Linked DNA regions of Homo sapiens: region 1 is linked to region 2. A link is an interaction called in ENCODE POLR2A ChIA-PET data of the cell type or tissue named here. Cell type or tissue: CD4-positive, alpha-beta T cell. All regions are shown on one strand. Links, peaks and the distances in the headings refer to the core of each region. The heading gives the core; the rest is flanking DNA.

Region 1 (5,000 bases), core at 1-5,000, 580 kb after region 2:
TGCTTGCTAGTGCTCTCTCCTTCCCCCATATACAAAATACACAGATAAGACACAATAAAAATTAAGGAAAAACAAAATGTGCCAAAGGAATGTTGAAGTTTGATTTCTGCCATGCTAGAGTATCTGCAAAACCTGCATTATCTTTTTAGACCAATATTTTGTGGAAAAAGCACAACCTGAAAAATAATTCAACCTTACCCCCAAACAAGCAGATGATCAGTGTTCACTGCTCTGCACAACAGGTAAAGAAAGAATCTGCTTATTCTGCTTATAAAGAGATGGATTCCTATACAACTAATAATGCATTTATTGAGTCCTTATGTGCCAGCACCTTTCCAAATGCCTGTGTTTTATCTCATTTCATCCTCACAATAACTGAGAGGCAGGTTGTTACCATCAATTTAGAGATGAAAAAAACTCAGGTCTGAATACGCAATCTGACCATGTGGAGCCAAGATTTCACAGCAGGCTTTGTCTCCAGAGTCCAGATTTTTAACAAACATGCTCTACTGCCTCTCAGATGCTCAATCCCCTGAATCCACAGCTACTATGCTGCCCACACTTTGTTTGATTCCTTTTACTTGGATCTTTTTGAAGTGTTTTTTTTTTTTTGGCTTGTGTTGTTGTTGTTTTTTTTGAGACGGACTCTCGCTGTCACCCAGGCTGGAGTGCAGTGGCGCGATCTCAGCTCACTGCAGGCTGCGCCCCCCAGGGGTTCACGCCATTCTCCTGCCTCAGCCTCCCGAGTAGCTGGGACTACAGGTGCCTGCCACCTCGCCCGGCTAATTTTTTTTGTATTTTTAGTAGAGACGGGGTTTCACTGTGTCAGCCAGGATGGTCTCGATCTCCTGACCTTGTGATCCACCCGCCTTGGCCTCCCAAAGTGCTGGGATTACAGGTGTGAGCCACCGCGCCCGGCCTGTTGTTGTTTTTGACAGGATCTTGCTCTGTCACTCAGGCTGGAGTGCAGTGGCACGATCATGGCTCACTGCAGTCTTAACCTCCCTGGCTCAAGCAGTCCTCACACTTTGGCCTCCCAAAGTGCTGGGATTATAGGTGTGAGCCACCCCGCATGGCCAATATTACCTGGATCTTTACTGTCAACATGTCATATATTTCAGGCTTCCAATATTCCACTTCAGGAGTGGGTGCCAATACTCACGCTATAATGCATCCCCCAAATTTTATAAGTTTGAAGCTCTAATGTGAATCATGAATTTTTCCATTTTAAATCTGCTTAAAATGCTGGATACTCATACTATGCATTACATACATTAACATACATTTAAGAGAGAAAATACAGCTTTTTTAAGATACAAGGAATTTTTGGCAGCAAAATTTACACCCATTGTCTTATCTATTTAAATATTTTGGAGCAACCGTGTGACAATTTTCATACAAAAAGTGTTTAAAGAGAACTGGGAGGAGGGGGGACACATACACACATTAACAAAGTAAATAATACAAAAAAATATTTTGGGGGAAAAATTGATTTGAGGAAACTTTTGCTTTCCTAATCCTTCTCATTTGAGGCAGAAAAATCACAAAGTCATTCGTAGGTTTCATTTTTCACCCTAATTACTATTCCTAGCTATTAAAAAAATCCAAGTGGTAAAAATTAACAGCTATGAAGTACCCTATAAACATTTCCACTGACCTATTAGTCTACCATCTGTTAAATTATTAAACTGTACATAAGATTAGACATGAAAATGCTGTCTAAACAGATACTAGATGGCTGGGTAGCCTATGGTAAGTACTTTACTGATCTAAGCTTCAGCTTTGCTTCCCCCAAAATTCTTAATAGCATGACCAGTTATCAACCCTCAGAAGTACCAATATCCACATGCACAGCCACATAACCTCAGTATAAGCTTGGGTGGGAGAAAACTGTAAATTACCTTGCTGGTTCCATTGAAACTGAACACGTACACTTATCAAAACAACCCTGCGGAGAATGGGTGGGGGTGGGGGGGGCGTCAGGGTATGACGGATGTTGCTGATGGGAATGTGCTAGAGGCACAAGACCAGCACTGCCACACTCCTCTGTGGAACTGAAACCAGAACAAAGGCTCTGCTCCCCTCACCTCCGCACCCCCTCGTCCTAATCTCTGTCCGTCACCGCCCCCACTCCACCGACCAATCCCTGTCCCTGAATTGCCTTGTGGTTCCAGCCTCCCACCCCCACTGACACCTCCTCTGTATGAACGTGCTTTTGTGACACCCGCTCATACTAAGCTTTTTTTTTAGACAGTGTCTCGTCCTGTCACCCAGGCTGGATTGCAGTGGCACAAACACAGCTCACTGCAACCTCAACTTCCTTGGCTCAAGCAATCCTCCTGCCTCAGCCTCCTGTGTAGCTGGGACCACAGGCGTACACCACCACATCTGGTGAATTTTTTTATTTTTGTAGAGGTAGAATCTCACTTTGTTGCCCAGGCTGGTCTCAAACTCCTGGGCTCAAGCAATCCTCCTGCCTCAGCCTCCCAAACTGCTGGGATTACATGTGAGAGCCATCATGCCCAGCCAATACTAAGCTTTAATGTCCCTTTCCTAGCTTTTCCTGGTATCATCCCACCCCCAAGATTAGAACTGCCTACACCTATCTTTGGGCTCTTTCTCAACTGATACACCAACTTCTATCCATGACCTCTACAAATTTGAGCATGTCTCTCTCTTCCAATAGACTGTAAGCTCCTTAAGAGTACAGACAGTCTTATTCTTTTCTTCATCAACTTCTGATAAATAGTAGGCATTTAGCTATTTATTAAAGAATTACATAGGCTGGGCGTGGTTGCTCACACCTGTAATCCCAGCACTTTGGGAGGCTGAGGCAGGTGGATCACCTGAGGTCAGGAGTTCGCAACCAACCTGACCAACATGGAGAAACACCGTCTCTACTAAAAATACAAAATCAGCCGAGCATGGTGGTGCATGCCTGTAATCCCAGTTACTCGGGAGGCTGAGAAAGGAGAATCACTTGAACCTGGGAGGCGGATGTTGCAGTGAGCTAAGATCGCGCCATTGCACTCCAGCCTGGGCAACAAGAGCGAAACTCCACCTCAAAAAAAAAAAAAAAAAGAATTATAGCTTGGCACACAGATGCTGTGATAGCCGGAGGAGTTGCCTTGCTTTTTTAAGGTAGAAGTATACTGGTTTTTCTGCAACCACAAAAAAAAAGGCTATAAGCCAGAAAAGGTCATAGTGAAACTGATACTTCACCAACTGTGCTGGTGTTCGTGCAGACTGGTATAAACCCTTTGGGAAAACTATTTGCAAATTCAACAATAGCCATAAAAATGCTCATACCTTCTGAGCTAGCAAAGTATCCTAAATATGAGGCTATTCTATGCACAAAGTTTTTACTTACATTATTTCTAAAAGCAAAATCTTGGGAAACAACTCAAAATCAACAACCAGCAGCTCTCAGTGCTGCTCTGCCTGTGGAGTAGCCAGTTTCTTTTCTTCTCTAATAAACTTGCTTTCACTTACTAAAACAACAGCACATAAACTGTGACACAAAACTTGACGGAATCTTACACATCTTTAAAAGTGAAAACTATGCAACCTTATCACCATACACCTTATGTATAATATTTAGCATAGACTATCACATTTTTAACAACATGAAAAAAGTTCTGCTATATCTTGACAACTATTGCTAAGGAATAAGAACATGTATCAGGCTAAAACAGACTTGAGGCAAATTTACCAACCTGCTTTGCTGTTAGGGAGTAACAGTGATGTGAGATGACCTTTTTTCCTTCTGTTTTACCAATGTTCTTTACAACAGTAATGATTTATTTTTTTGAGACAGGGTCTTACTATGTTGCCCAGGCTGGTCTCAAATTCCTGAGCTCAAGAGATCTTCATGCCTTAGCTCCCAAGCAGCTGGGACTACAGGCATGCATCATGGTGTCTGACTGAGTGAGGGTTTAAAAGAATGCAATTCTATAGCAAAAAGTTGAATTTCTTCAACACTGAACTGCTATCTGCCTACAACTAAGTTTCTTCTAACCCTTTGCAAACATGTAACGTAAAATTTTAAGTTGACACTACAAACTGCTTGTCTAAATGAGTCAAAAGACTGATACCTGTTCTACCAAAGCCTCACCAACATTCAGAGGCTTTGGTGGAACAGGTATCCCACACCTTGTTGATGGAAACAAATTGATATAACCTCTAGAGAGGTTGGCAATACAGATCAAAGTGAAATGTTCATACTCTAACCCAGTAGTTCCTACTTTCAGGTATTCATCCTAAAGAAATAATTGGATAAATAACAAATGTGTTCAATACTGTTTATCTCAGTGCTACTTATAAAAGCAAAACTCCAACCTATCTATGCACCAAAAGGGTCTGGAAAAAAAATTATGGCAAAATCAGACCATGACTAACTCAGCTATCACTGAAATAATGATTATTGTTTTAGAAGTACTCACTATTTAAAAATCATACCGTGCAGGCCAGGCACGGTGGCTCATGCCTATAATCCCAGCACTTTGGGAGGCCAAGGTGGGCGGATCACCTGAGGTCAGGAGTTCAAGATCAGCCTGGTCAACATGGCGAAACCCCATCTCTACAAAAAATACAAAAATTAACCGGGTGTGGTGGTGCATGCCTGTAACCCCAGCTACTCAGGAGGCTGAGGTGGATCACTTGAACTTGGGAAGCAGAGGTTGTGGTGAGTTGAAATCATGCCACTACACTCCAGCCTGAGTGACAGAGTGAGACTCTGTCTCAAAAAATAATAATTTTCTGAGATTATGTCTGCATTTGTGCTAAATAATTTACGCTAGGAGCAGTAATAAAAGCAGAGATGAAGCTATTGATTCAAGACGGTATATACATTGTATATATACTACATACAGTATATCACATTTGTGTTAAAGACACAAAGGAAAATATAAGCCTAGAACAGTTTTAGAAATCACTTATCAAGATGTTCAGTGTTTTTTATCTCTGTGTGGCAGAATTACAGGTCATCTGGGTTGTCTTTT
Region 2 (7,601 bases), core at 1,171-6,170:
AAAAAATGAGACACAAAAAGGTTAAATAACTTTTTCAAGAAATATCTGCTAGTGATGATTCTTAAGTTTGGTGAAATCTTAGTCTCCTTCTCTGTGATATTATTATTTTATGGTATGTTGATTTATCTGCAAGATGTTATCCTCATAGTTTTGTGCTCTGAAAAGGAGAATTTAGAAAGTGGAAATTGAACCATTATGTGCAAGTGAAAGTTTTGGTTTCTGGGCAGCAGCATCTCCTATTATAACAGAGCTTAAAAATAGCAAATTGTTCTTTAAATCAACAGGTCCTTCTCTTCCAATTGTCTTTTACTCAAATATGGAATCATTGCATTTAGAGCATGTATATTATTGTGTTTTTTAGGTGCCAAAAGAACATCTTTTAGTCTCGATTCCTCTCTTGATTAATCATCTTCAAGCTGAAAGTATTGTTGTTCATACTTACGCAGCTCATGCTCTTGAACGGCTCTTTACTATGCGAGGGCCTAACAATGCCACTCTGTGAGTATTTTATTCTAAAGTTTTTTAGCCTGGGGTAGGGGCTGTACTGTGCTGGTCAAAGATATCTGAATGTTTTCATAATTTCACTAGTGGGAAAACAAATGTCTGCTTTCTATTCCTTTATACTCTGTTTCATTCTAAAAGCATTTGAGGCTGCTTACTAAAATAGGTGCATTATGACAATACAATTTAATAAACTGGAGCCAAGGAAAGTAACTGAGATAAAGTTAATAAACAGAAATGTGTGTCAAAGGATCCTATATAGTAGTCCAAGAAACTCCAAATTTTATTTGGAGTCTCTTAGCAGCCAGGGCAAAGAGGGAAACTTGGGAAGTTAAAATTTTCACAGGGTCTATGAGATAAAAGTTAAAGCAGAGAATACTGTACAATAGTAGTAGTAGTGTTCTCAGCAACAATCATGTAACAGTTATTTTCATGTGGCTATTTGCGTAAGGTCACTTATTTCTGAGATATGACCTAACCGAATGAAAGTAATTCACTGGGGACCAAGAAAATAGGTCTTCTGGCCTGAACCAGGATGAAATGTAGAGGAATGGATGGTCTGCATGTCTTTCAGGCCACTATTCAACAGTATTATTTCTTGAAATGAGCTTTGGGTAAGAGATGGAAAACAGTTCTAGGTTCTTTCCTTCATCAAGAACTTGAAGTACAGATACTCTCAGTGGCCAATTAAGGGTAGAAAGGACATCCTTTGAGGTGAGTCAAGCCAGTACCTATCTTCAGGCCCAGAATTTATGCAGAAAACAGTTCTGAATCTTGGCTCCACCTCCAAAAACAAAATAAATGACAGAGTCCCCTGAGATTCTGAGTTCTTTCTCAGTGGTAATAGATATAAACCAGGGACAACTGTTTCAACTTCAGATGTTGTTGGGTTTAGCTGGCTTTTTGGTTCAGTTGTGTTTGGTTCTCGATGTGCCTTCTTAGGAGCCTAACATGAGCACATGTAAAAAAATTATTTTCCTAAACTGTCTATCAATTGTCAGTGGTGGGAGATGGCTCAGTTTTATGCTGAGAAGGGTGACATAGTGGTTGCCAAGGGTAATCTGCAGTGACAAGCTCAAGAGTTGGTAGTGACTGAAAGCTGTTTTTTCATCTATAGCTTTACAGCTGCAGAAATCGCACCGTTTGTTGAGATTCTGCTAACAAACCTTTTCAAAGCTCTCACACTTCCTGGCTCTTCAGAAAATGAATATATTATGAAAGGTAGGCTGTTTCCCTGGTGTGCAGACTACAGGTATCCAATCTCAGATTGTAAGGGTGAGCACTCTGAGTTATACTTCAGGTTATACAGTCTATGAACCAGATAATGTTTACCAAGTAGTAAGTTAGTTTAGATATTTCAAAATGAAAAACATTATCTTGTTTACTACTAACAATAATTTTTTTTTTTTTTTTTTTTTTTTTTTGAGATGGAGCCTTGCTCTGTTGCCCAGGCTGAAGTGCAGTGGCTTGATCTCAGCTCACTGCCACCTCTCCCTCCTGGGTTCAAGCGATTCTCCTGCCTCAGCCTCCCGAGTAACTGGGATTACAGGTGCACTCCACCATGCCCGGTTAATTTTTGTATTTTTAGTAGAGACAGGGTTTTGCCATATTGGCCAGGCTGGTCTCAAACTCCTGACCTCAAATATCTGCCCGCCTCAGCCTCCCAAAGTGCTGGGATTAGAGGCCACTGCACCTGGCCAACAGTAATCTTAATTTGATATGGAACTTCTCATTACAGAAAATGTAGCAAAGCCCTTTTTTCCTTCCCTAGATTGAGTTTCTTTAAGGCAAAGAAGAGATCATGCAACGTTTATTAACTGCATGCTCACCTAGGTAGGGGTGAAATGTGGGTGCCTGTGGTAGACTCTGCACAAATCGTGTCTTCTTACGTACTGCCAAGGACACAGGCAGCTGTATCCATCCACAGGCTGGTGTATCCATCCACCAGGCACTACATTAGTTGAGTGTCCTGGTGCCAGCTCTGAATTTAGAGATAGTCTCAGTGTTTTTCACTGTTGCATCCCAAAAGCCTAGCACATTGGGTTGTAGGAAGCACTTTTCAGAGAAACTCCCTGATCTTTTCAGTCTGGATCAGAAATCCTAGAGTGGATGTGTGTATCTGGGTGTATGTTTCCAACACTATCCTTCCCCCAACAATGATGTATAATTGTGTAATTATTGTTGTTTAATGTCCTTTTTTTTTTTTTTTTTTTTTTTGAGATGGAGTTTCACTCTTGTTGCCCAGGCTGGAGTGCAATGGCACAATCTCAGCTCACTGCAGCCTCACTCTCCTGGGTTCAAGCGATTCGCCTGCCTCAGCCTCCCGAGTAGCTAGGATTACAGGCGTGTGCTACCATGCCCAGCTAATTTTGTATTTTTAGTAGAGACAGGGTTTCTGCATGTTGGTCAGGCTGGTCTTGAACTCCCGACCTCAGGTGATCCACCCGCCTCAGCCTCCCAAAGTGCTGGGATTACAGGTGTGAGCCACTGCGCCCAGCCTTAATGTCCATTTCTATGAGAGCGGCTAACTAGTCTGTAATCTTCATTACTGTGTTTTTAGGGTATGTAAGAATACACAGTATGTAATACCTTCTCTGTACGGTTGTATGAGTGAATGAAATAATTCTGCGCCAGCCTAGTGGAGGAGCACCAATTTATCCTCTAGCCCTTTTAACCCAGGTCAGGGAAGGATTTTCTCTAGGAAGTGATCTCTAAGCTGAGATATGACCTAACCGAACGTTAGGTGTGAGGGATAGGTAGCAATCTGTTGAAGGGTGGATGAGTCTTTGACTCCAGTAGAGGAGGAAACATGATGTGCAGAGTTCAGGAGGCAAGAGCAGATAGCTTTCTGTCCTTTATGCTTGGCATGTATTTGGGGCTCTGCTTAGTAAACATTTATTTTAGAAATGTTATTTGTGGAAAGAGAGCTTTTATACATTTTTAGCTGACAAATTTATTTTTCTCCCATGCTTCCTATTTTTAACCCATTTATGGTCTTTTGAGCAATATTTTTGCAATTTGGACTCTGTGGCTTTACATGTATTTTTAGAATTTTTTTAGGCTCCTAATCTCTTTTTTTGAGGGAGGTGGATAGGCAGTTTTCTCTTCAGTTTCCTGTAGTTTGTGATCATGTTTCCTTTAGGCTAGGGCTAAACATTTTCTGATGCTGGTTTCTTTTTCTTTTTCTTTTTTTTTTTTTTTTTTGAGAGAGAGAGGGAGTCTCGCTCTGTCTCCCAGGCTGGAGTGCAGTGGCATGATCTTGGCTCACTGCAACCTCCACTTCCCAGGTTCAAGCGATTCTCAAGCCTCAGCCTCCCGAGTAGCTGGGACTACAGACGTGCACCACATACCTGGCTAATTTTGCTATTTTTAATGGAGATGGGTTTTGCCATGTTAGCCAGGTTGGTCTCAGACTCTAGCCTCAAGTGATCCGCCAGCCTCGGCCTCCCAAAGTGCTGGGGTTACAGGTGTGAGCCACCAAGCATGGCCTCTGCTACTGATTTCTAAGAGAAAGAGACCCCAAACAGTTCTCTCTCAGACTCACCTGCTCCATTCATGTCAGCTCACTGTTTCTTCCTCTTAGTCAACCTCTTTAATTATTTTTTAAACCTTGAGCCTTCTAGAAATACTCAGTATTTCCCAGCTAAATTTTGTTGCCAACCCGTCCTAATTTTAAAAGGAAGGGAAATTTAGATTATTTTTAAATGTAGAGAGCTATCTCGGGGTTGTCTAAGCATCTTAAAATTTAGTTGATGAATTAGTGCGCTTTTTTCCCCCCAGTCGCTCTCTTATTCTGAAGTTTAACTAAACTCTATTTGTTTTTGCTGTTTTTGTATTTTACAGCTATCATGAGAAGTTTTTCTCTCCTACAAGAAGCCATAATCCCCTACATCCCTACTCTCATCACTCAGCTTACACAGAAGCTATTAGCTGTTAGTAAGGTAATAGAGCCAATTTTGAAAGTGGGGTTCCTTTTTTATTTGCTCCAAACTGTTTGGGCCTCAGAACTCTTTGGCATTACGTGAAGCTTTAGAGAAGGTCTGTGAATTCTTCCTGACCAGCCACTAATGGACTTTTCTGAAAGTGTGGGCATGCTGTTAGATTGGAGACGTAATAGCAGTCACCTTTAAGTGTGTGCTAGAAGCTTGAATACATTTTCATTCTCATTACAAAAGTAACATGTTTATTGTAGAAAAAGAAAGTGCAGATGATCCAAAATTACCTTAAATGGAGTTAAGTAGGCTTTGCACTAAATGGATATAAAAGAGGCTGTCTGGACTTCTATGAAATGATGATTAAAATCCTTTGTGTTGTCTTTTCTTCCTTACTCTTATTTCTCAAAAGGAAAGTTCACTCTGATCAAAATTTTACAGATACTTAGATTCATGTTTATTAACACTAAATTTTAGAAAATAAATCCGTTTAAGGCTGACAGAATTCCTTTTTAGATGCTATTCTTGATCTTATGAGAATTAGATCAATTCATAGGAAGTGTTGGAGGGATTTTGGAGAACAGAGTGATTATTATTCAACTGAGTTAGGGCTAAGGGTCTTTGGACTACTTAGGGCCTTGAGGGATGGAGCGGGGAGGGAACCCAAGTCTCCGCCTCCCATATGTATTACCATCTCATGTTCTGATTGAGTTAGATTTGTATGCTAGTAGCCTTCCAAGAACTTGTTTAAAGAAAAATGGGGTTTTGTTGCTTAAAAAGAACATAAAAAACTACTCATTTGGGGGATTATCAGTAAGTAGACATAGACATTGAGGCCCACAGAAGTTAAGGCTAGTGGCATTACTAGGACTTAGTATTTCTTCTCTGCGAGGGCACGTGGGCTTAAGACAAGTTACAGCTCTGGGATCTGAGGTTTGTATAAGCAACTCTGTAACTCTGAAGTATTTTTTTCATGGTGGACTTTGGGCCATTTAAAAAAAAATTCAAATGAACAAGCACTAGGGTATAATTGGTGTTTTTTTCTTAATTTTGATTTTTAAAAAATAAGATGGCCTCTATTTTAAATGTGTTTTATAAAGGTTAGGTGTGGATTATTAGCATAATTAGGTTTTTTTTTTTTAATTTCAGAACCCAAGCAAACCTCACTTTAATCACTACATGTTTGAAGCAATATGTTTATCCATAAGAATAACTTGCAAAGCTAACCCTGCTGCTGTTGTAAATTTTGAGGAGGCTTTGTTTTTGGTGTTTACTGAAATCTTACAAAATGATGTGCAAGGTAAGTTAACGGAAATTATTTTCTTTGTAATGGAATAAAATTAACATGGCTATAAAATGCAGCCCACCTAAGCGATGTGGGCCTTTTGTGTCAGTCATTCCTTCTGAAGCTCACAGCTCTGTTTTTACTTTTATCAACAGAATTTATTCCATACGTCTTTCAAGTGATGTCTTTGCTTCTGGAAACACACAAAAATGACATCCCGTCTTCCTATATGGCCTTATTTCCTCATCTCCTTCAGCCAGTGCTTTGGGAAAGAACAGGAAATATTCCTGCTCTAGTGAGGCTTCTTCAAGCATTCTTAGAACGCGGTTCAAACACAATAGCAAGTGCTGCAGCTGACAAAATTGTGCGTCAGGTTTTGATATAACTGTAATTTTATAAAGTAGCTTGGAGAAACTGGGGATGGCAGATGTTTGAAATTTTTTTATTTAAAATAAATTTAAGGCTGGGGGCAGTGGCTCAAGCCCACCACTTTGGGAGCCTCTAGTGGGAGGATCCCTTGAGCCGAGGAGTTTAAGACCAGCCTAGGCAACGTGGTGAGATCTATCTCTACAAAGGAAAAAAAAGCTTTTTAATTAGTTGGACACAGTGGAGCATGCCTGTGGTCCCATCTACTTGGGAGGCTAAGGTGAGAGGGTCGCTTGAGCCCAGGAGTTTAAGGCTGCAGTGAGCCATGATCTCACCATTGCACTCCATCCTGGGCAACAGAGCTAGACCCTGTCTCTTAAAAAAAATAATAATAATAATAACGGAAATAATTAGTAGAAAATGTTATGGTATGTTTTATCAGAATTCTGTATCCTTTAGTTATTTATATCCATGATGGAAAATTTTAAAAACAGAGCCAAACAGGTTGATTTTAAGAACTTAACTTTGGTCGGGCGTGGTGGCTCACACCTGTAATCTCAGCACTTTGGGAGGCCGAGGTGGGCAGATCACCTGAGGTCAGGAGTTCAAGACCAGCCTGGCCAACATGGCGAAACCCCGTCTCTACTAAAAATAAAAATTAGGTGGGTGTGGTGGCACGTGCCTGTAATCCCAGCTACTCAGAAGGCTGAGGCAGGAGAATCGCTTGAACCTGGGAAGCAGAGGTTGCAGTGAGCCAAGATCGCCCCATTGCACTCTAGCCTGGGCAACAAGAGTGAAACTCCGTCTCAAAGAAAAAAAAAATTACTTTAATGGCTACGCGGGAGGAATTGTTCCCCATATGTTTCAGAAATAATTAAAGAGAAAAGGATAGATTATTACAGTATGAACTCTGTTTTAAGACATATATCATGTTTAACTTTTCGAATAATTATTCCTGTTAACCATTTTCTGTTGGATCTCATTTCTTAACAGCCTGGGTTACTAGGTGTCTTTCAGAAGCTGATTGCATCCAAAGCAAATGACCACCAAGGTTTTTATCTTCTAAACAGTATAATAGAGCACATGCCTCCGTGAGTATGACTAGAACTTTGTGCATTTATTTAGAAATTTTGTTAGGTGCTCAGAAAAGTCCTAAATTTATATTGTTGATTTTTTTTAATTCTTTAGTGAATCAGTTGACCAATATAGGAAACAAATCTTCATTCTGCTATTCCAGAGACTTCAGAATTCCAAAACAACCAAGTTTATCAAGAGTAAGTAAAATCATCTGGATGTTCTACAGAAGTAATGAAAGAAGGTAGCTAAAACCCTTAGACTTTATGGTTGCAGATACATTTTTTATCCGTTTTAAACTTTATGCAAAAAATACTTGGCCACGTGTGGAGGTTCATGCCTGTAATCGCAGCACTTTGGGTGGCCAAGGGAGGCCGATCGCTTGAGCTCAGGAGTTCAAGACCAGCCTGGGCAACATGGCGAAACCCTGTCCCTACGAAAAG

The links. Peaks named below come from ENCODE experiments on the same cell type or tissue, not always from the same donor. Only the 100,000 strongest peaks of a DNase experiment are listed, where the experiment ranks them.
Region 1: POLR2A ChIA-PET joins it to region 2 with 5 read pairs; 2 of 35 experiments call an interaction of 5 or more read pairs at or near these places.

The regions. Positions count from the first base shown.
Region 1 is chr20:49,666,633-49,671,632 of GRCh38, forward strand. All of the region lies in intron 1 of B4GALT5 (beta-1,4-galactosyltransferase 5), which reads right to left. Among named protein-coding and RNA genes, the nearest start is that of B4GALT5, 45 kb to the right of the region's middle. In CD4-positive, alpha-beta T cell, for the core only: no CTCF peak of the experiment used is centred there; DNase peaks (open chromatin) are centred at 2,149 and 3,159; H3K4me3 peaks cover 1,736 bases; H3K27ac peaks cover 1,216 bases.
Region 2 is chr20:49,083,665-49,091,265 of GRCh38, forward strand. It overlaps CSE1L (chromosome segregation 1 like), which reads left to right. Exons shown (of 25, transcript NM_001316.4): 15 at 362-498; 16 at 1,619-1,722; 17 at 4,345-4,442; 18 at 5,583-5,733; 19 at 5,874-6,082; 20 at 7,078-7,175; 21 at 7,273-7,358. Among named protein-coding and RNA genes, the nearest start is that of CSE1L, 41 kb to the left of the region's middle. In CD4-positive, alpha-beta T cell, for the core only: no CTCF peak of the experiment used is centred there; no DNase peak of the experiment used is centred there.